3 separate regions of the Mus musculus genome follow, and regions 2 and 3 are each linked to region 1. The links are chromatin loops, found by intact Hi-C in ENCODE. Cell type or tissue: heart. All regions are shown on one strand.

The links. Hi-C counts contacts between places; a loop is a spot of excess contacts. Peaks named below come from ENCODE experiments on the same cell type or tissue, not always from the same donor. Only the 100,000 strongest peaks of a DNase experiment are listed, where the experiment ranks them.
Region 2: a loop joins it to region 1, with 14 times the contacts of the local background. A loop is called at or near these places in 9 of 42 quality-filtered maps.
Region 3: a loop joins it to region 1, with 2.2 times the contacts of the local background. A loop is called at or near these places in 6 of 42 quality-filtered maps.

What each region holds. Positions count from the first base shown.
Region 1 is chr2:147,428,381-147,436,380 of GRCm38, reverse strand. It overlaps Gm39956 (a long non-coding RNA gene), which reads left to right and starts at 4,982. Exons shown (of 3, transcript XR_866810.1): 1 at 4,982-5,008; 2 at 6,656-6,907. Gm35479 (a long non-coding RNA gene) reads right to left here and starts at 4,617. Exons shown (of 4, transcript XR_375067.1): 1 at 4,561-4,617; 2 at 797-1,079. In heart, a CTCF peak has its summit at 3,053 (motif pointing left); no DNase peak of the experiment used is centred here.
Region 2 is chr2:147,734,019-147,742,018 of GRCm38, reverse strand. No RefSeq gene overlaps it. Among named protein-coding and RNA genes, the nearest start is that of A530006G24Rik, 27 kb to the right of the region's middle. In heart, a CTCF peak has its summit at 3,518 (motif pointing right); no DNase peak of the experiment used is centred here; H3K27me3 peaks cover 463 bases.
Region 3 is chr2:147,652,657-147,660,656 of GRCm38, reverse strand. No RefSeq gene overlaps it. Among named protein-coding and RNA genes, the nearest start is that of A530006G24Rik, 54 kb to the left of the region's middle. In heart, a CTCF peak has its summit at 3,798 (motif pointing right); no DNase peak of the experiment used is centred here.

The DNA.
Region 1 (8,000 bases):
AAGGCACAAAGGAAAAGGTAACCAACCATCAAAGCTCTGATCCAGCCCTGAAGACAGGAATGCTAGCATATCCCAGACAGCAGCAGACACTCGCATCTGCCTCCTTTCTGCCTTGCTGCCTTGAGCCACTGGCACCATCAAAACCCACTTTTTCAGGAAATGCTGCTCACCTTTCCGAGAATTTTTTTGGGGGGACGGGGATCTCAGTCTTGCTTCTGCTTTTTTATAGTTTCTTGATAAGCAAACTAGCCAGCAATGATTAAACCCTGTCAGTGTATGACTTTACATTGCATTACTTTATTTTACACTGGGCTGTTAGATACCACAAGGCATTCTGTTTTTCTATTTTCTCACAAAGACACACCAAGATATTGTCCCAGACTTTAAATATAAAACTGTTGGAAGGAACCAAGGCTGTGCTTTCCCAAGCCTGATGAGTCTTTGCACAGCCTGCTTCTCTCTCAAGACACAGAGTTGGCCTCCCTTTTCAACACAGACTGCTGCTCAGCCATAGAGACCTGCGCTACTTAGGAGACTACTCCACCCCTTGGCAGCAATGACTTTGAGTCTACAAGAGGGATCTTGGTCTTACAAGCTCACATGCTCTCACAATTTCCAGCCTCCTTCTGAACTTAACTTTCGCCACATTAATTCCACCTTAAGGAAGGTATTAGCCAGTCTCTGCTGCAGTGGTAGATAACAAGAAGTCCTGACTTTTCACTTATTACAAGAGCAAAAAAAAAAAATTATAACACACACACACACAGGACCGTGAGTCCGTGAGAGCTTGACTTACCTTGGTTAGACGCCAAGCTGAGTTTATGTTTTGCACTGCTGCGAGTGCTTCCATTCTGGGTCACAGACTAATGGAGCAGTGGATGGAGCTTAGAAAAACAAAGCAACCTAGACAAGCACATTGAAGTCCTGCAGTGAGGTGTGGCCTGTGTCACCCCAACTCTCTTTCCATTGAAAAGTTCCATGAGGGAACAAATGTCAAAGTAGAGGTGGGTTGTGCATCTCCTCCTGAGCCGCCAGATGATCCCGCTGAGTCTCCAGGCAACGGGGATGAGTGACAAGCTCTGTTGTCAGAAGGAAGTGATAATTTGCCATCTCTCACTGATAGTTGTTACTGAAACCTGTTCATTTTTCACCCTGGGGTTGTTTTTATTTGTGTGAAGAGAAGCATTTAGGGCCATGCATGTGTGAGAACATATGTGTGGAGGTCAAAGGGCAACCTTGGGTGTCTTCCTGAGGATCTCCATCCACCTTCTTTTAAAAAGTCTCTCATTGACTGACCAATTAGGCTAAACTAGCTTACAGAGAATCCCTGAAATTCAACCGTCTCTGCATTCCCAATGCTGAAACCATAAACCCACACCTTGTAGCTTTATGTGGATTCTGGCAATTGAACTCGGGTCTTTGTGCTTACAAGACAAGTACTTTACCAATGTCCAGATCCTGGGAACATTCTTTACTATTTAACTCTGCTTATCTCAAGTGCTAGGATTCTAGGCATATTCATGGTTTATTTACTTTTATGGACACTCTGACACGTCAGTAACCTCACTTCCCTTATTTAAAGACTACTAGGGATTTCAGCCTACCTCCTACCAACATGCAATTGAGAAACTATCCCGACCAGATTGGTCTGTAGGTATACTTCTGAGGCATTTTCTTCATTGATGATTGATATGGAAGGACCCATCCTTGAGCGGGTGGTCCTGGGTGTATCAGAAAAGCAGGCTGATCAACCTATGAGGAAGAAGTAAGTAGCCTTCCGCTAGCATCTCTGCTTCAGTTCCTGCCTCCAGGTTCCTGCCTTGAGTTCCTGACTTGATATCCCTAATGATGGACTAAACCTTCAGGCCAAATAAACCCTTTCCTCCCCATATTGCTTCTGGTCATGGTGTTTTATCACAGCAGTGGGAAATGAACTAAAACAATGTCCAACCCACAGAATATCATTTCTTAGCCTCACCTGCCTTGAGCATGCTAAGTATATCTACATTCACCAATTTTGTAACAAAGTGCTGACTATCACATATAACTTATAAAATGCTGGGACCCAGAACTGAAGACACGAGAACAGCCCATGTTAAGTTGTGTAACTGTCGATGGTGGCCCCCTGGGGCACTGTGGCTCACTGTACATTCCAGCCAGGAGAGAGAAGCAGGAGAGAGTAGCAGAGCTGCATTTTGAGGTCTGGGAAAATTGGAATTTGTCTTCAAGTGCAGTCTCCACTCACGTCCCTTGCTTTCTCACCACTAAAAAGTATAAATAAATAGGTAAATAAATATAAAAATGCTGCACCAGGTCATTGTGGACAGTGCTATTTCTAGGAATATAGTTCATGTTCAGGACTCAGGAGGTAAGCATTAGCAATACCGCAATTCTGCAGACAACGTTCAAAGAGGTTAAGTATCTTCCACGTGTCACGCAGCTCGAATATGGCGGCAGGGCTGGGATCTGAACTGTGTGTGTGTGTGTGTGTGTGTGTGTGTGTGTGTGTGTGTGTGTGTGTGCGTGTGTTCCTAGACACTTCTCTTCACTGTTCCTGGAAATGTCCCCAGAGTGAATTGCAAATCATAATGATAGGCCAAAGCTTTGCTGTAGGTCCTCAGAGCAGAATCCACCTATTTAATGGAAGTTAGAGCTAAGAAACATCAGTACGTGGACCCTCATCTGCACCCAGGCCGGGCCTCTTCACACATCTAGGTCTTTCCTCTGCCCTCTCCATTCTCTTGAAGAGCCCCTGAGGAGCCAACTTCCCTCTCTGAGCGTCTCTAGACAATTTGGTTCAACAGATGATCTATGGGGCCGGTTCTTCCTGGCAAATTTTAGCTGAGACTCTGAAAAATGACTTCTGGCTGAGTCAAGTCTGGAGAAAGAGATCTTGCTTGCTCCAATTCCTCTCTGGCTCTCCCCCAAACTGTCTCAGAACTCTATGGTACTGTACCATACGGACCAGTCTAGCGACCAAGCTCATGTCTGTCTTGGGACCCAGCAGCCTTGGACATAAACCTCACCTTTCTTTCCCTTGTATTCCCGAACACTGCCCTCTACTGGCCATCCCTCAATCCGTGGCTCTGATTCCTCCTTTTTTCTTCCCTCCCCTCCCAGACCCTCCCCTCATCCCCTTTCCTCTTCTGTCCTCTCCTCCTTGATCCTCTCACCTTCTCTCCTTCCTTAACGTTTTGAATATGAAAGGTTCCCCCACAGAGAATATAATGATTCCTGGCTACCAGGACTGTTTAGGGAAGCTGTGGAAACTTTCTGAAGTAAGTCACTGAGGGTGGACCCTGGTAGATATATTATCCCAGACCCCTGTCACTCTCTGCTCCCTGCCCATCAAGAAGTGAACAGCTTCCACCATACTTTCCTGCAATCCAGCGCATGAGGCAAAAGCATGGGCTGACCCCGCTAATACTGTGAGCCAGAATAAATCCCTCCTCCCTCAATTTGCTTCTGACGGGTATTCCATCAAAAAGATGCACACATGGACTAACACGGCTTCTTTTACTGATTCTTCCTCTTTTTCTTTACCTCATAAGGAGGTGCTTGGGTATCCTTACCACATTCTTTCACCTGGATCCAATCACATAAGCCCCAAGGTCTGAGCACCAGCCATATCTATATTTAATCCCAAGCCCCACCCCCACCCCCCGAATTCCTGCTCCTCATCGCTTACTTCCTGTCTCCACTTGGAGGTCTAACGGAGTGAAGTCCCTGTCAGCGCCCCCAAATACCTGCCTTACTTCAGTCTTCCCTGTCAACCAAGGGCTCTGCTCTCTTGCGTATTTTCCAGTGAAAAATGCTTAGAGGCCTTCTGGGGCCCCTCTCCTCACACTCACATTCAGTCTGTCAGCAAGAGCCTGTGTCTTTCCAGACCATGACAGTTTCTCATCGTCTCCCGTCACTCCCTCCAACCCTCCCCATCTTATATAGCCAGATAGCTGCAAACAGTTTCAACAAGGGTCCCAGCCTTTGTGCCCGCAGAGAAAGAATCTTTGAAAACTTCTGTCCTACATAGAAATTGCTAACATTGTCAATTTTATTGTCACTTTCACCACAAAAATAATGCTAAATAAGCAAGGTAATACCTGTGATAGTTAGGTTGATTTAATAGTTCCATGATTTAAATACAGATTAAACATTGCAATAAGCCCCATATAAATATAGACGAGTGTTATTTTCAAATTTAAAAGGTAAATTTTTAAAGATTCCCTTTTTTCTTTTTTTAAACAGCAAATATTATTAAAGAGTATTTTTTAAATACTTTTCTCATGACGCTGCTAGTGGGCATTCACACTCTCAGGGGCGGAACAGCATCTTGAGTGTGCCCAATCACCACACAGCTAGTTCCTGCCTCTGTAAAGACACCCACCCCTCAGGATCAGGCTCTACTGCCCTTCTATAAGCTTGCTTTGCCCCAGACTTCACTGTTTCTCTCCTGTGTCTTTACTCAGACATCACCTCCATACGTGGCAATACATTGACTAGTGGTCCCTAGTGATCCCTGCCTAGGATTTTCCCTTCCCTGCCCTGCCCCTATGTTCTCACCTCTCCCTTTTCATGAGGATTCATGTCTTCTTGTAACAGCTATGCCGTCCTAACCTGGATGGCTGGGTTTCTATATGGCTTTTCAATGCTCAGATGGTGGAAAATGATTCACAGTCAGTTAAAGTTATACATTAAACCTTCCTGTTGTCTCCTCCCAGGCCAGCAAGAGCCATGGGATGTTGTCCATCAATTCTGGGTGAAAGTAGTAAGCCATGCTTCCAGTCAGTGTCAACAATGACTTCCATGTCATCAGAGGAAACAGCTGACTGTACAGTGTGTCTGGCCACTAAATTAGTGGTCCATAGGCTGGAGTGTAGTCAACCAGTTTACAACTTAAACTATTTCAACATGTGATGGCTTTATTGTGATGTCACTGTACCTTAAACTTAGGCACATTTGAACTTATTTTATTGCCTGTTCCCTCTGCTTTGATACAAACCTCACACAGGTGTGTATTTTTATATTTTATGTTTTATTTGCTGTTGTATTCAGTGTTGTTCTTAGTTTGGAGAACAGTGCCTGACATGTAGTAGGTAACTGATAATAATTTCTTGAGTATCAATATTCTGTGGGACATTGCTCTGCCAGAAGTGAAGCCATTGTCTCAAAGGCAAACAATGCTTCAGTGGCCCCTCCAGACTCTCAGGCTACTCTCTGTGGTTTCTTTAAGACCCAACCCCGATGGGTCTTCTCAGAAACCACTTGCCATTCTGATCTTGTGGAGGCTCCTGACTCAAGAAAAATATTGGGTGTTGAGAAGATGGTTCAGTGTGTAAGAGCACTCATTGTGCAAGCATGAGGATCTGAATGTTAATCTCCAGCACCTACATAAAACTCAGGTGTGGCCACAGATGCCAGTGATCAATGGTGAGTAGAGCCAGGCAGATCCCAAGAGCCCACTGTAAATCCAGCCTGAACATCAAACATCCAGTTTAGAGAAAGATCCTGTCTGAGAGCTCTTATGGCAGATACCCCAAGTGCACTCTGGCTGCAGTCAGACACATGCACACAGGCACACAGGCTCATACAGTCATAAATACACATGGGCATCGATGGGCATTGTACTATAAATACACACAGAAAGAAAGAAAGAAAGAAAGAAAGAAAGAAAGAAAGAAAGAAAGAAAGAAAGAAAGAAAGAAAGAAAGAAAGAAAGAAAGAGAGAGAGAGAGAGAGAGAAGAGAGAGAAAGAGAGAAAGAAGGAAAGAAGGAAGGAAGGAAGGAAGGAAGGAAGGAAGGAAGGAAGGAAGGAAGGAAGGAAAGAAAGAAAGAAAGAAAGAAAGAAAGAAAGAAAGAAAGAAAGAAAGAAAGAAAGAAAGAAAGAAAGAAAGAAAGAAAGAAAGAAAGAAAGAAGGAAAGAAAGACAAACAGCAGAGGGGCCATAATACACCTGACCCCCACCCAATAGAATAACAACTTAGAATATTTCACTAAAACTTCAATTCCAGAATGCCTGTCTGTGGCAGCCTTGTATACTGCCAGAGTCATTTCAGAAGTCCAAATAGTAATGTTGCTGCCAACAGAAATGAACTGCCTGAAGAGAATTCTTTAGTGACCTGTCATCAATGGGTAGAACAAGCAACAGTCAGCTTGAGTGGGTTTGCAGTTGCTGGTCAGACATCCCCAGCCTTCTAATTTATGGTTAGCCATATAAGTTGGGAGTTCCCCTGGCTAATGGCTTCCTCCTGTGCATGGTGTGCTAGTGACTTCAAAGAGTCCAGGGGAAGGCTGGGAGCTGAGGCCTGCTGTTAAATGGAAGTTGGACCTTCAGAAAAGGTTATTGACACCCTTAAATGGGGAAAGGAGGACAAAGTGTAGATTATGTAATAAATGAATATCTGACTCAGTAACTTACCTGTCCACTAATATGATCCTGACACTAATGTTCTTATTTGTGTGGTTATCCATTGATGGCCACTGTTTCAGGAGAGAAAGAACAGCATAGGTCATCCAGAGGCCTTCCAAAAACAAAGCAGCAGGTTATGTCATAACAGCTCGACTGGGCTTTGCAGTGTGCTGTGTGTCTGTTGCCATGGTAACCTTTTTTCCATATTCAGTAATAAACTGTTGCTCTTGCTGTTCTTAATATCTACAGCCAGCCAGTGCCTTGTCAACTGTTCAGGGAATTAAAATGCCTCTAAGACACAGCTTCATCAAAGAACACATGAAATTTGAAAGGCATGAGGTGAGGGGGGCATTCTTAAGGACAAATTTTTGAAGACACCACCTTCCCCTAAGGAAGCCTCTCCATTCTCCTTAAGTAATGAGATGGGGAAAATACAGCTTGGAGGTTCGGTTGACCTGAATTGGAATCCTACTCATTTGTCAACTTGCTGTGAGCTTCTGAGTAAGTTGCTAGGACTTCTTGTCTTGTCTCGGTCTTCTCGTCTGTAAAATGGGATGCCACCATTTTAGTCATGGTGGCTAAAATGAAACACCCAAGGTGGACTGTGTTTGAAAAAAGGAAACTTATTAGTCTATACTTTTAATGGCTAATGGGCCAAGACCTGGTGGTCTACTGATTCAGGTTCTGGTGGGAGCCTAAGGGTGAAAGGTGCTATAGAGGAAATAGCTGTGAGATTAGGAGAGCTTCTAGACCAAAGCAGAGAGGAGACTGAGGTCCCACATTCTCCTCTGAGGACATCCTTCAGAAGACCTATAGATCTCTGCATTAACCCTGCTTCTTAAATATTACACCACTTAATAACACCACAGTGAGGACCAAACTCCTATCATGAACCCATAGGAGACAAGCTTGGTTTTAGCCATAACCTATGTAAAAGTTGTTTGGAAAAAAACAATCAAATAATAGCATTTTTAAATGCCTACAAAGATCTTTTCCCATTGTTTCACAATTATTTCTTTATATCCTGGGTTAGACATAAAGAAATAATTCAGGAACTGTGAAAAGACAGGAGATTTCAATGTCTGGCTGAGTAAGTGTTCAAGACATATGTTTGTGTTAACTTGCCACCTCCTCTGAGAAGCTGAAAGAGTGCCTTGCCACCATGATGCTCCTGTGACATGACAGCCCTGTGACTGTGACAGGACCTGGAATTACCCAGGACATAAACCTCTGAAAATGTCCTGCAGGAGTGTTTAGATTGGGTTAGCAAAAACGGAAATACTTGCCCTTGTTATGAGTGGCACCACTCCGTGGTTGGGGTCCACAATGAATCAAGAGAGGATGTGGACTGAGGCGCATCATTTGCCTCCTGTTTCCAGGCTGCAGATGCGATGGAGCCAGATGCCTCACACTCCTGTCACTCTGCTGCACCTGCCACAGTAGACTGTGTCTTCAGAGTACAAATAGTTCTCCCTTACATGTCTAAAACAAAAACAAACAAACAAACAAAACTTAACATTTTCTTCTCTATTCTTTGAACACACGTGCACAGTTGCTTCTGAGAAGTTAGTCTTTCCTTCCACAAAGTGAGCTC
Region 2 (8,000 bases), 310 kb before region 1:
GGCTAAGTGTTAGGCCCACAGGCTTTCTGAATCTCAGAGCTAGCAGGAATATCCAGGTGCAGACCCTGAACTTGAAAGTTTCTTCCTCAACATCCAACGGACTCTTAGAGGATAATATTTTAGGTCATATACAGATTACTGTTTTTGTTGCTGTTGTTGTTTTGTCAACTTGACACAAACTAGAATCACTTGGGAGGAAGGAATCTCAATTAGGCAAATTCCTTTATTAGACTGACCTGTAGCCATGTCTGTGTGGCATTTTCTTGATTGTTGATTGATGGGAAAGAGCCTATACCACTACGGTTGGTGTCACCCCTGAGCAAATATTCCTTGAAGATATAAGAAAAATTGACAGTGATCCTGAAAGCAAGCCAGTAAGCAGGCCCCTCTGTAATCTCTACTTCAGTTCCTGCCTCAGGTTCCTGCTCTGACTTCCCTCAGTGATGGGCTATAACCTGTCTGTCATATAAACCTTGTGCTCCCCAGCTTGGTCAGCTAAATAAAACACAAACAAATCCCCCAAACAAACAACCAAGCAAACAAACAAAACAGAAACAGACACAATCTAGGACAGCTGACTTGTCTTGGGACCATTAGTGAGTTTGCAGTCTTCGTTAATGATGGGGACCAGCAGAATCTTTCAACCTTCTTTGGTGATTCTTAATTATTAGTAAGTTATAAAATAAGTGAAGAAAGTAATAATGCTATCTTGTCAACTATTAATGAGACAATCTAAATAACAGCTATACTCTAGTGAATCACAACAGACTATTATGAGGACTTGAGTCATGAGAGTCTGTAAAATTGCTTTATGATTTTAAAGCAAAATTCACTGCTTCTGTTAAGCCCAAAGGATAACTCAATTTCCAATTCTAGATGTAGACACTAGTAGAGAAATAGACATAAATAATTAAAATAATTGAGAGACTACCTGATAATATTACATTGTATCATGAGGAAATGAGTGGTTTAATTGTTCCTATGTATTTTGAAGAATCTCCTAAATTTTCTACAGTAAATATGTATGTTTTTACATGTAAATACTACTTACTGAAAATACAGCATGTGTATATTTATGTACTCATGAGTACCCGGCGTTTAAATGCATCTCAGTGCTGGGGTTGCAGCTCAAAGTGGTAGAGTGTTTGCTTAGGCTATGCAAGGCCTCAGGCTCAATCCCCAGTATTGAGAAAATAGAAGGTAGTCTAAAATACAAATAAGGGCTGGAGATGCTGTTTGATTGTACCATGCTTGCCTAGCATGTGTGAAGTCCTGGGTTCAATATTCAGCATCAAAAATAAAACAAAGTAACAATATAAGCACCCAGAAAGATAAGAGCCAGAGGTCATGACACCCATTTGTAATCCCAGGACTCAGGAAGCTGAAGCAGGAGAATTCTGAGGTAAAGACAAACCTGGGCTACACAGCTAGACCTTGTCTCAAAAACAAAAACCAGCCAAACAAAGAAACAAAAAGTCTATGTCCTTTCCTTTTTTTATTTTCTTTACTTACTTTTCAAATGTTATCTCCTTTCCTGGCTCCCTCCCTCCCTGAAACTCCCTATCATATCCTCCCTTCCCCTGCTTCTATGAGGGTGTTCCCCCCCACCCACCCACTCCTACCTCCCCACCCTGGATTCCCCTATGCTGGGGCATCTATTGAGACTTCATAGGACCAAGGGCCTCTCATCTCATTGGTGCCTGACAAGGCCATCCTCTGCTACATATGCAGCTGGTGTCATGTGCCAAAAGTCCATTTTCAAGTATCAAGATTAGTCATTTAGGCACATAGTAGGCAGCCCCTTTCTCTACCAAGTGAAAACCAGCTGGGAGGGCCATGCAAACTCCAAGAAGTGGAGACCATGGTCTCCTTGTCTGCAGCAATGGCCTTTCCAGCACCAGATAGTGGTGGATATTAAACTCCACACTGTGTCTTTCATTTTGCCTTCCTTGTGTCTAAATGTGGCCGTGCATTGCTGAAATAGTGAAATCCACTCTCCACCTTTCTCTGTGCTAATGACTTTTTAAACCTCCAAAACTCCCAGAAAACTAATTCAGGTGGTCTTAGCCTCAAGTTTTGGAAGAGAAAAATGAGTTCTCACTTCACTAAAATGTCATCACGTTTTATGAAAATGAGTTTTATAGAAATGTATCGCTGTCTGCCCCTTTCTCCACTGAAGCCATTTCTCTTGGCTGTACTGTTTCCAGAAACCTCAGTCTGGTTTCTGCTTCACTTTTTAATTCCCTGTCTCCCCTTCCAGGGAGTTCCATGCAATGCCATCTTTGCTTATCTTTCACATGCCCAGTACCCTTAGACCTCGAATAATGCCCATCTCCATCCAGAGATTTGTCAGCCGAATTCTAATCATCTAGACATCATTTTAATTTTTAAACATTTTATAGTTTCATTTCTAATGGAAAAAAAAAACAGCAATTGTTTGCTTTTGTGCGATAGAACGTGGCTTTTCTATACATATATACAGTGTGAATGACCGAACTAGGCTAAATTAGCATAACCATTGCTTTAACTATGCAGCAGAGGTGGTGATAACACTTAAAACACCTCCTTTGGGAATCTGGAGAGATGGTGCAGCAGGTGAGTGTTAGGCACACAAGTTTGAGTACCAGAGTTCAGATCTCCTGAAGCTCAGTTTCTTCACAGCCCTTTTAAATTCTTTAAAGGTTGTATGACCTTTTGCCTGTAATTTAAGCAGGGACAAGGATCCTCAGAGCAAGCTGGCTGTGAGATTGGGTCAGCAAGCTCTTGGTTTAATTAAGAGACCTTGCCTTAAAGAAGAAGGTGGAAGAGTAACTGAGGAAGATTCCTGATAGCTGCACTTGGACACAAGTCCACAAGGCCACCCCCACAGAGGGGACACCCTGAAACACACATCTCATGCAGGCACGCATGTACGCACGCACATTATGGATGGAAACAAACTGGCTGTTTCTCAGGACTCCATTTTCTTGTTACTAAGATAGCTACCTCGTTTCCTCCAAGTTTAGATGATGGCTTCAGCGCCCATGTCTACCTGTAAGCCTCTTATCTGTGACTTCTCTAAGGTGGGAAAACGGCTTCTGGTGGGAAGAGGGCTTCTTGGCCCTTTGAACTTGAAGGACTTCTGACTGCCAATATCAGCTTGGCATTGGATTGTCCAAGGCATATCTAGGGTGTAGCTGCTGATGCCTGGCTGAAAATCAGTGGGGGGTCTCAAGCCACAGAATTAATACAAGCTCTGATCTAACTGGCAGATGAGTTCATGGGGCCCTTTCAAAGTGTATATGTGTGCTATATACAATATCACGCATCTGCGAAAATAATCAGCATTGGCTCCAGCCAAGAACTAAGCGGTTCCATCTGAAGCATGACGCCCTGGATCTATGCCATGCCACTCTCTAATAAAGAGACAATTTAGCACCTTTTCAAACGCCTCAGGAATTCCCAGCCGCCATTGGATGAACCACAAATAACCAGTTCCCAACCTTCAAAGGGTTTTTGGTGCAGTACCTTATATGGCCAATAGAGGTCAGCAGTAGTTAAGCCGCTGAGAAGGCTCCTGATGCAGTGTTTTGAAATCTAGAACATTCTGCAGGAAACTGTGTCGCTCCCTTTAGTAGTCTTACCCATGACATTAGTTACGGCAAACTATGGTTCCCCAGAGGAAATCCCAGCGTCTCTGAGCTAGATTCCAGATTTGATTCTATGACAGCATATTTAGAAAGCCAATGGTCTATTCAAAATACTAGGAATATCATTACAAGAGTTAAGGAACTCCCTCCCAAGTCTCAAAGTAGAGTATCTGAAAGGGTGAGAGAGAGAGTAGTCTGGCCTAAAAGCCATAATTTAATCATTATACCTTTCAAAACACCTTATGTGTGATGTAGACACTGCCGCCTTTAAATATCTTTAAAAAGAGGATATAAGTATATAAACTCGAGGTGCCCACACTATATCGTTAAACTGGAAAACCAGATCAAAGGAAGGCACACAAGTAAACTATAATACTGTTGTATATATGTATATCTGTCTTTTCTATTGAATTTTTACTGATTGATTGCTTGCTTGATTGAGGTGTGTGTGTGTGTGTGTGTGTGTGTGTGTGTGTGTGTGTGTGTGTGTGTGTATTTAAATAGGGTCTCAGGAACATGGCCCATGCTGGCCCAAACCTCACAATATGGTGGAGGCTGTCCTGAGCCCTGGAATCTTGAACCTTTACCTGCCCAGTGCTGGGACTGTGAATGTACATCAGCATGCCTGGCTTTGATATGAATGCTCAGAGTCCAGACATATTAGGGTTCTTTGGTGTGCTCTGTGCTTCTATTAGGCTTCCTGCATGGACCTTTCATGGTCAAACATATGACTCTCTAGGTTATAAAGTGTTACATTTCTGATGCCTTCCTGGACCCTGCAGATGGTCTCTACTCCTTCCCTGCCTCTCTGGATGATGCTGTGTTTTCCTTACACTTCCTCTGACATGTTACCCCATTTGTCTTCTGATTTTGTTTTTCTCTTTAGGGCAGGAGAACAAGGAACCTGAGTCCTGGAACTGATTCTGACCTCCTGCTGTGGCCCCCGGAGCCCAGGGCAGATGCCACCCAGGTAGAGACTGAGTGAACAAATGGATTGTAGTAAGTGGAAAGTATTGGAGCTAGGCAGGCCTGGTATGAGCCAATCCACCAAGGAGCTGTATGGGCAGCTTGCTTTTCCTACTGGGAACCTCCCCTCCCCCGAGATCTCTCCATTAGGGATTCATTCATGGAGAGAATGCGGTGGAAGTGATCCACCTGGGTGTGGCAGTCTCTAGGTGTGGCAGAGGAAGATCAACAGAACCTAGAGGTGGCATATTGCTAGAATTGATTTCTTCTACTTTTTAAAAAAATTACTTCTGACATGCATAGTAATTGTACATAATCATGGGGGCCAATGAAATATGTTGATAAATTCTGTTATGATCAAATCAGTGCAATTACTGCAGCTATGACCTTTATCATGGCTAGGACCTACGGTGGAACTAAATAGCAGAGTTCTTGCCTAGCACCTAGCTTGCTTGTGGTCCAAGGGATACCTTGTATCACATACACAACGTATCATGTCTTCATGGAAAGGGTAGAGTTGTCTTATACCCACCCACTGCTCATGTCAAGACCCTCACCTCAGCAGCCCCCATCAAATTACTCTCAGAGTCTTTAGGGTGTCCTTTGAAGCTTGTTGCATGGAGAGGGGTCGTGCATATTAGTTCTACAGAGAGAATAAACAGGCAATAAAAAGCTCTGTCAATGATCTACAGTCAGCCACTCTACATTCGGGAGTTGTTCGAAGAGTACAATGCATAAAGCCTTATTATATATATAGTCATTTATACATGATATTTGAGAGAAAAACAAACAAATGTTGTGTGGAAGCCTGTCAGCAGGGCACTGATAATATGAACTAGGCTTTGTTTGTATTGAGATACTCTTGACATTCCACATAGTGTGCGGAACTTCCCATGAAATTGTTAACATCCTACAATATGCTAATGCATAGAATCAGTGTGGGATTCTGAAGTTGTGAATTTACCTAGAGCAATTCTCTGTGTGTACTGGGATCACTGTGTTCTAGAAACGCTCCTGCTGTAGTGAATTAATTAACATAGGAAGTAGGGAGGGAGAATAAGATCTGTAGGTTGTACACTTAGAAAAGTGACTAAATAATTTGAGATACAAATGACTTTTGTTGGTGGTGATTTACTGGAATATATTGACAAACAGTTCACTTAAAATTGTTTGGCTTATTCATGTGTTGACAATGTTTAAGAAGTGTGGAAGGTAGGTATGAAAACGGTCTATATTTGGAAAGCTGAGGCAGGATTGTCTCAAACCCAAGGCCAGCTTGGACTGCATAATGAGTTCCAGGCTAGCCTGAGCTACAGTACAAGACCCTCATCTCAACACAAAGGGAATGATAAAATTATTTCTTGCTTTTCTGCTTGAACCTTTGCAGTGGGGCCAGCCAGGCCTGAGCCATGCTGATGGAGGGAAAGTAATGGATTGTGTGGGGGTCTCCTTCAAGTCATGATCAAAAAGTGTGGCCTACTGAAGGCTAGTCTCTTAGGCTCTACCTCCTGAGGACACAGGGCATTCATATTAGTTTTAGACCATTTAATAGGTCACATAAAATCAAGTTAATAGCCTTTTCTCAATGGTCACTTTTCTCACGTAAAACTATAAAAACACTTAACACTTGTTCCATGGAACCACAGTTTCTGGGTCTAATTTAATGTGGAATTAGAGATCCATTTACTATATATACACGACCTATCTGGTGTTTTCTATTTGACCCATAAGTTTCAAAGGAGGCAAGAACTTCCTAGCAACTTACAAACCAACAGCATGTTGGAAATCAAAGACAAAAATTTCTCTGGCTGCTTATACTAGGTCCTGTTTTGTGAATATATAAAAGGGGGATTGCAGCTAACAGAAAGGACATGTATCAGAACAAAAATGGCAACTGGTGTGGGAAGCTGAGAAACCCTAGAGAGAATGCATGAAGAAGTCTAAAGAGAATAGCATTTTTTGATATGAGCTTGCTCGCCATGTCAACAAATAGTCTCAGACCCATGGGAAATTGGTAGAGGCCTCCATACCCCACCTGGGTCAAGTTTAGAAAGGCAAAGCCTTCCTCTGAATAACTGACCATTATATGCAAAAAATTAGCAACTTCCTCCTGGATGTTCGCAGCCTGAGACTGCTTGCACACAGATACCTTCCACCAATACTGGCTAACTGGCTTGCCCCCACCCCCTGAGCTGAGCTTAATAATTATATGTTTCTAGTTATATAATTCTAGGTTATTGGTGACAGTTGGTGCCACTCCATCAGACTTTGCACAACTCAGCTGGCCCCAGCTTTTCTGTATGTGTGGCCATGTGACTGTCCTTTTGTCGTTCCTTCACTGTCCCAGTCAAAAACCCTAGCTGTGCAGGGAGTAGTACCCTGACACCACCTCTGATCCTTAGTGCATACTTATTGGCTATGGAGTCCATTCCTGCCCCCTAAAGCCTTTCCCCTACAGGGCTAAATCTCAGCTGTGGTAAAGTTGGGCTCTGTCACACATGTGTGTGCATGGGGCCCAGTGATCTGCTGAGCATCTATCAGCATGCCAGTGTCTACCCTGAAGCCTTTGCCAGCTCCCTTTATTGCCAACCCCCTCTTCATTGTCTACTTCATCATTCAGAGTCCTCCTCTGATCCAGCTGTGAGGTTCCTGCAGACAGGACTTCTCTTCACACTTGACTTCTGTTACTTGTTGAACTTGGAGAAGAATTGATGGAAAAATGTGTGACGATATTCCTGGGGAACTAGCCTATTTGGAAAGACATCTTCCAGCCAGGCAGAGTACTGGACACAGAGGATTAGCTGATCCACCTGAGGTTGTCCACAGCACTGGACGCAGGCCCTCTCTCCCCAGAAGCTAAAGTACTAGGAGCTGGGAGATGCTAAGTAGTTCAAACTACTCATGTTTTTGGACAGAAAAGCCAAATTAGCAAAAGAGTGATTTCTTTTATTAAAGCACCTTTGGTCCTCAGATAAGATCAAAGAAGACTCAGTAGGGAACAGTGTCCCTCAGGGATGCTAGGGCCTTCTGGGGAGAGAGGGCCTGCGTCCAGTGCTGTGGACAACCTCAGGTGGATCAGCTAATCCTCTGTGTCCAGTACTCTTCCTGGTATGTCTATGTGCACAAGCACAACTGCCTGCCAAGTTGACAAAGAAAGAATTACAGGAAGCTCTGCAGGGCCAGTGTTCCTTCAGACATTGTTGGAGCAGGGAGCTTGACAGAAGGCACAGTGGTTAAGAGCACTTGTTGCTCTTTCAGAGACCAATTCAGTTTCCAGAACCTCTCTGAGGGCACTCTGGTACCACACACACACACACACACACACACACACACATACACACACACACACACACACACACACACGATGGATTATAGCAAAAGGTGTGGCTGTCTGTAAACGTCAAG
Region 3 (8,000 bases), 220 kb before region 1:
TGACAACATCTAGCTTTTCCTCAAGCTCCACTAGGGTAAGCTCCATGTCTGTCCTTACTCCACACTGCACACGAGGCATGTAGAAGGCAGTGTTTAATAAGAATGTGTTGAAAGAAGGAAAGAAGATGCTGATAAAGAGAGGAGGTTGAGAAGAATAGAAGGAATAAATGAATGGGGTAAAGGAAGGAAGGAACACAGAGGTAATGGGAGGAGAATGAGGGAGCTGGACAGCCTGTGGAATACAGTCTGAGAAACATGGCTTGTGTTTTCTAAGTTCTCTTATTTGATAAACGTTTATGTTGGAATTATTACATATAGAACACCCAATGCTTCTTCAGGTGGAGCAGGATATCAGGGTTCTGAGTATTGGAATACTGCTGAAGTAACACGGGTGATGGTACAAGTTAAAGTTTTCAACCTAAACAACTATAAACTGCCCCTGATAACACTCAGAGTAGTGGGATGATCACAGGCCAGATCTCATGCTCTGCCTCAACTGTCTCATTCTCATTTGCTTAAGTCCACCGCACGTGCATTTCTGTAAACCATCACAGCATGTCTTCATAGCCAATTAGCTCAGTGGCCATTCCCTTCTGTTGTCCTTCACCTGTGTTCTCTTTCCTTTGTCCCTGCTTCTGAAATACTCTGCTCCACATGTAGTCAGCCGTCCAGTGCAAGGAATGACCGTCTTTTTGGTCCTGATCAGAACATCATTATTCCTCCAGTTAACTCTGTTTAGGGCAGTGCATCCACTGGTTTCTCGGGATATGCACATGGCCATTGTGGCCCCCTATGCTGCTCGCTGGAAGCTGGACAATTGTCACAGGTATTATGTTCAAAGGAATCTGTCTGTCTCCTTTACAGTCCATTTTGTCTTTGGACTTGATGGAACCTGTTCCAACCTCATATTTGTCAAAGAACAGAATTATTTGAGAACCATTGGAATATTTATTTTGCCTTCTTTTAAAAAAAATTCTATGGTGAATTTTTCTTATTTTCTAATCTATTCGTGGAATCTCCAAGTTTTGAAGGGTGAATTTGAAAATGACTTCATCCTCAATTTCAACAAGACCAACCCTGATTTCATTTCTTTAAAATTTCAGCATTCTGCATGAAATGGAAGCACACTAGAGTCCAAATGGCACTGCCCTAACACATGTAAGCTCCCAGAGAAATTTACAGCGTGTTTCTTCCCGTTTATGTCTGCCGAATGCTCTCATCCATTCTTCTTTCTTTTCACACGGTAAATGTTTTTCTGTCTCCTTCATTCTCATCACTCCGTGCCCCCCAACTTTGTGGACCCAACAATTTCCCCACCTCCATGAGCAGCTTCCCCTCAACTTAGGAGCAGGGCAGCCCACACGGACATGGTTGTGGGCTGCCTTTACTCACTTAGATTAGCTTATCCTCTGTTGCTCTCTCTGACCTTGAAGTTATGCCTGTGTCAGCACTTTGCATCCCCAATGAGGTCCCAGTGCACTTCCCATAGTTGACCCTCTGGCATTCCTTAAACTGTAGCCATCATCCCAGTTCTCTTACTGCTGGCTCTCCCTGACTCCCCTCCTCTCTCACAGCATGAAACCAAATGCATATGGTAATGGTCCATGTCTCAATGTCATCAGACTTACTCTGTTTTATGAGTTTAGGATTATCCAGCAAACTTGTAGTTTTGCCAAACAGCTCTAATATATTAGATTGGGCCACTTAAAACCAATATGTACTTTAGTTTTGTGAAATGTTACCATTGTGGAGAAATGCATAAATGGTAACTTATGCCTTGCTTCTTTCTCTACTACTTCTCACCAGTCTCAATGAAGCTGAAATTTTTGATAAGCATTTTGACCACAAAACAGACAAATAATGATTTCACATGACAAAACCTAATGCAACCCCAAATGTTCAGAAACAGGTTACTTTCCCCCTCATTGTGGATTTCTCCATGGGCTACAATGTGCTAATACAGATATCCAACTCCAGAGAGCCCAGGTAATTCTGCACACAGAATTATATCACACGGGGATTGTGCATAAACATTTAGCGAATCACACCATGGACTTAGCACTAAACACTTCTAATCCAAGGTTGCCTCTAAGTAGGTCACCCTTTTGTTGATAAATGAGTTTCTTCTGAGTGTCCCATAACTTTCAGGGCTAACAAATCAAATATCAACATTTGACATTAAGTTTAAAACTGGATGAAAACTTACTTCCTTCTAAAAACTATTAATTTTAATAAAATCATTTTTTAGTTAGAAGTATCTCATGTATTTGTGTGTGTGTGTGTGTGTGTGTGTGTGTGTGTGTGTGTTTGTGGGCATGCATGTATAGCAGTGTGTATATGGAAACTAGAGGACTAGAGGACAGCTAACAGGAGTGCATTCCCCTTCCATGACCTCGTGGGTCTCAGGGCTCTAGCTGGTATTACAAGGCTTGGCTGCAGGCTCCTTTAGCCCCTGATCTATGCCGTTGTACCACTTTAATTTTAAAGTTTCAGATGGTGTTCATAGACTAGATCAAGCTGTGGATTAGATGCTGAAGGTTACTACACATCATTGACTCTCAGAAATCTAAAGATGCTTATAGGCTATGTACTTTAGTTACACATCTTTCCTGAAACTCCATTCTACCAATCACTCTAGTCTATTCTCTGACTCAAATTCCTAGAAATGAGCTTTAGTAATCATAATAAAGTAACATTTGTCACACCAAAGATTTAATTTACCTGTGTTAGCAGTTGGGGGTGGTGGTGCTAATTTTGGGCTGTTTTCCATCGCATTTGTGAATATATATACATATATACATGTATATATATTCACACACACACACACACATATATATATATATATTTGTGCAGCACGTGGCTTTATCTGATAATCTATTTTGCTGGTTTCTTCATAGTTAATACCAAAAGGAGAACAACTTGGTCTAAATTTGACCACCATCATTCAAGACTTTTTTTTTTAATATAGAAATACTACATTTACAGAAGCCAATAAACAAGCAAAATAATCAGGCTAGATCTGGCCCATTTCTCCTCTGTGAGTTTCAGGTTCAAGAGTCTGATTAGTAATGAGAAGATCAAACAGTTGTTTGAAGGAGCAGCAGAGTCGGCCAACCAGCATGATGGGACTATGATAGAGAGCATCCCACAGTTCTCCATGGTGGGAGGGGAATGCCATATTTTCTCTCAAATTAGAGAGCGAGACCAACCGCTCTTATTATTTCCAGACAAACAATGAGGCAAACGCTGGAACAAGTTAAAGTTTATAAGGATCCACATTGCAAAGATGAAAAGAAGAAACACAGTGGGGTCTTGGTTGGGTAGTGCTAGCAAGGTTCAGTTCTGAGAGCACCCCCATTTCTACTCACCCCATCAAACACTTTATTTTTGAGGAGAGGGAGAGAGAAAGGGAGAGGGAGAGGGAGAGGGAGAGGGAGAGGGAGAGGGAGAGGGAGAGGGAGAGGGAGAGGGAGAGGGAGAGGGAGAGGGAGAGGGAGAGGGAGAGGGAGAGGGAGAGGGAGAGGGAGAGGGAGAGGGAGAGGGAGAGAATCTCATATCACTGACTTTTCAAAGGGCGTGGTAGATTCCCAGAACTGTGCTAGAAGCTCCTTTTTCACATTTGATTGCCACATCATGTTTCCCCTAATGCTCTTCCCTAAAGACTTGACCCGAGCCTTCACCTTTTTACTAGCCAGGTGTCTGGGAAGATTAGCATTAACTGTAAGTTACATGGTGTTTGGAAAGCATCAAGATAAGCATCTCAGTAAGAGAGCATCACTCCCTGTTTCAGTAGGTGGCACTGTTGCAGTGAGGCTGTCTTTACAGTGAAGTCAGAAAGGAGGAGTAATCAGTAACTATTAGCACACAGCCAACTGAATTCAAGGGTGCAGGGTTTAAAACAGAAAAAAAAATAATAACAACAACCAAAATACTTAACCAAGTGGAAAATTACTTTCACCCTGACTGGGACAAACTGCCTTTCTGGATTGGTGCTTGGGACACACCCTACCTCATGTGCTGGGCTGGTTTGGTTTGGTTTGGTTTGGTTTGGTTTGGTTTGGTTTGGTTTGGTTTGGTTTGGTTTGGTTTGGTTTGGTTTGTTTTGTTTTGTTTGTTTGTTTGTTGTTGTTGTTGTTGTTTTGCCAAAATTGCTTGGCCTGAAGATAACATTGAACATCAGAAAAACTTAAAGGAAACACCCTACTATAACTGGTTGGCATTGCTAAAAAGCATCCCATTTGAGAAGATTGAGTCATGGTTGGGCTCTAATCAGAGTAAATGACACTGAATAAGCATGATGATTCAATGCTTGTGCCTGATCTTTGATTGGATGCTGGACTAGGGAAACAATTCTGCAATAGAGAATATTACTGGAGCCCATCACAGTATCTGCATGAAAGCTAGAGGTTAGACAATGTCTAATTTCCTGACTCTTGTAGTGTAAATGAATACAGAACTCGTTGCTGCCTGTCACTTGCAGATGTCAATGAGAAGAGACAGGAATTGAATCTGTAAAGCTGCACTTATTCAAAGATCTGACAATCTGAGAAGACAGTGGATTGAGATCCTAAAAATCTAGCTTCATTACATCTCCAGTCAGCATATCATGTACACAGAAGGGGTAAACAAAGACATCATATGGGAGTATGGCTCCTCTGGTCAGCTGGTGAACTGTCTTTCTGAAACTTGTGATGCCTGTCTTCCCTTAGTACCCATTCACTTAATCCCTGGGTGTCTGAGCTCAGAAATTGATTGAACCATTGAGTTGAGTTAAGGTCTTCCCATATCAACCTTTTATCCTCTATGGGCATCTAGTCTAGGAGGGGGTGTTAACCCAGGATGTTTAAGCCATTAACAGTATGCACATGCTAAGTAAGAAATATGTACGTACTGATTCCTCATTACAACATGGCATTCACCTGTGTCTTTATAATAAAGAATACAAAAGTGGGTTCCTATCAACAATGGTCCTATAGTTACAAGAGAATAGTGCAAGTTTTGTGAAGTACATCCTAAGGGATCCAGAGAAAACATGGGTAATAAAGAAGTGCCATCAACTTATTCGGTAAAAATGTTTTTGTACGTACCACATGTTTTCTTTATATTGAAACCATGTAAAAATAAGAGGTTCCCTACCCCCATTCACTTCTCTCAGCTGCTGAAACATGCCTAGCCTTTGCCATTGAGCACAGCTTCTTCATCAATCTTTTCACAGTTCAGGAACGGCTCCGAGTGACTTCCTGCTTCCCTCTGTGATTCTCCCTCTCCAAGTCAGAACTGTCTGCAGGACCAGTTCTAAAGCAGGGTAGTTTGGTGTGATGATGTCATTTACTCTGCCATCTCTTGCTCCTCAAGTATGTTTGTTATTCATCTCCAATAGCCAGCATACATATGTTCATTTAACCAGGAGAGCATGTTTAGGAGGCAAGAGCCAAGGACCTACCAACATGAAAATCATCACTCAAGTACTGTCTCATATAACTTTGGGAGAAATGAAATGAAAAAACAACAGAAGTATGACAACTTACCTGTGTTTGACCGAACACTTCAGTGCAAGACTCCACCCATTTGCTTTGCTTTGTGCACAGGAGAAATGCATGAGATTTGAGGTCAAGTGCCATGAAGTCATAGAACGTATTGCAAATGTTTCATGACCAAAAATCTGAAATATCATAAAATATTACATACACATAAATACGTACATGCAATATTAACCCAAACATTTAAACCCAGACAATTCACGATTATATGGATTAACAGTATTGTATTAATACAGTTGTCTAGATGCTAAGGTTTCTCAGTTAGAAATACCTGAGACCCAGGTAGGTCACTCATTGAGTCTGCACAGCTCTTTAATACAGGTGTGCTAGACAAGCCTACTGGGTACTCCCTGCAGTGACAAAGTATGGGTCACACTATGAACAAATACAAAATGGTCAATGATTGCAGACTTTACCCACCCGACTCTCTCGGCTGCTCTGTAGTGGAGAGAGGGGGGTGTCTTTTGAAGCAATCAGCTTTGCATCGGAAATGGAAGTCATCACCCCCTACACTTACCCACACATCCCTCACCTCAGCTGTATTTTCCTATTTCTGGTTTGAGGTGTTTAGAAGCCTGTAACTTTCCTGACCCTGTATATTAGAAAGCTAGAGGAAGGCGTCTCCTGCTAATCTTCAAATAAATGTTTTCTTGGTCTTTTGAGCTTTGCAGTGAGCTATCAGCCTTATACCACTAGAGCAAATTGAAGTCAGCCCAAAGTGGGAGACAAAGGCCTGCATACTGTCACGAACAGGAGGCGTCCTACTTTATGGTGGGTGTACCCTGGCCACCTTCTCTAGCACCAGCTTCCCATGGGTTAAGTGATGAAGCATCCCTGTTACTTTAGAGGTAGATTAGTTAAGGATGACGGAGAAAGAACAAGTTGTCAGGTAGGGATGATGGTCTTCATTCACAGACTCAGGGAGGATGATACTCACACATGGCATTCTTGCCCATTGTCTGCTGCTCCCTAAGTTGCAATTACAATAAACAGTCACTGCCCAAATGGTCTCTCTACAACTCTTGATCTTGGTGCTGCCTGTTTGATTCCTCTGCCACTAATAAAATGAGTAATCACAGAGTTGTTTCTAGAGGGAAAATATTTTCTAAAGTCCTGGAAGTTGCATTTAGTGTGAGCCATCTTGCCACATCATAACCTAAAAGAAGGTATCCCAAGACAAGGAGAGTAAGCATAGTAGACAAAATGTCTTTAATAGAAAAGCCACGCTGATGCTATCTATCAATTAATCTAGTAGCCTGTGGGCTAATCTGCTCAAGAGGGCAGAACTTTCCTAACCAATCACCTCCCAAATATCTCATCTTTGAACCCTACTTCACTGGGGACCTACTTTTCAAGACTGGAACTTGGCAGATGCCTCCCAAACACAGCAATGGATGAGTTGCTTGGATCAGACAGGCTGTTAAACTGAAAGACTTCATCAAGTATGACTCAGGTCTATGCCTGAAAAGTCATCATACTTTTTTTTTTTACCATGAACTGCTAATTCATTTTTATTCTCCACCCTAACTCCTAAAGTATGCATACGCATAACGCGAGAGCACACACACACACACACACACACACACACACACACACACACACACACACACCTGTCCTACTCATTTGCTTCAAGCTTGGCTTCTAACTTGCTCCACTCAAACCAATACAACACTACTTTCCATCTTGTAGAGTGTATGTCTTAGAATTGTTAGCAACCTCTCTCTTAGTGATCTGTTAAGCAGTTTTTGGCTATCCTAGACTACATTTTGCTGAAAGAAGCACAAATTCAGCATGAGAATCAAACTTAAGGGATGAAATACACATTACACGTGTGTAACACAAGAGACATCAAGGAAGTTGGGGAGTTTGTCTAATAGCACATATTTGAGTTCAGTGTTGTTTAGTGAGAAGAAGTGACATGGTTTGCTTAGCACACATATATATAGAACTTTCTGGCACTTGAAAAGAAAAGTAAAGAAAGATTGAAGAACACACAGGAACCTTTTCTAGGCCTTGATTTCCAGGTGGGAGCTAGCAATATGTAATGTTTTCTCAAGTCCATTGGCCTGGCACTAATTAGAAGAATTAACAATGGCTGCAAAATGGCTTAAGACCATGGATGAGTTAGAGAAAAGACCTGGGATTCTAAAGAATCCAAGCAAACATGACATGATAAAGGCCAAGGATATATAGACATGAATGCAGACAGGAACATCATACTGGCCTAAGGCAGGGCATGAGAAAAACAGCAACAATTACTAGATGTTGCCAGTAAAATCTGAAATATAGAGCTGGAGAGATGACTCGGTAGTTATGACTGCTTACCATACTTGCTAAGGATCTGAGCTCAGTTCCCAGCACCAACCATCTGTATTTCCAGTTCCAAGGGACATTATGCCATCTGCTGGCCTTCTTCTGTATAAGATATTCATATGGTACACAGATATATGCACTTAAAAA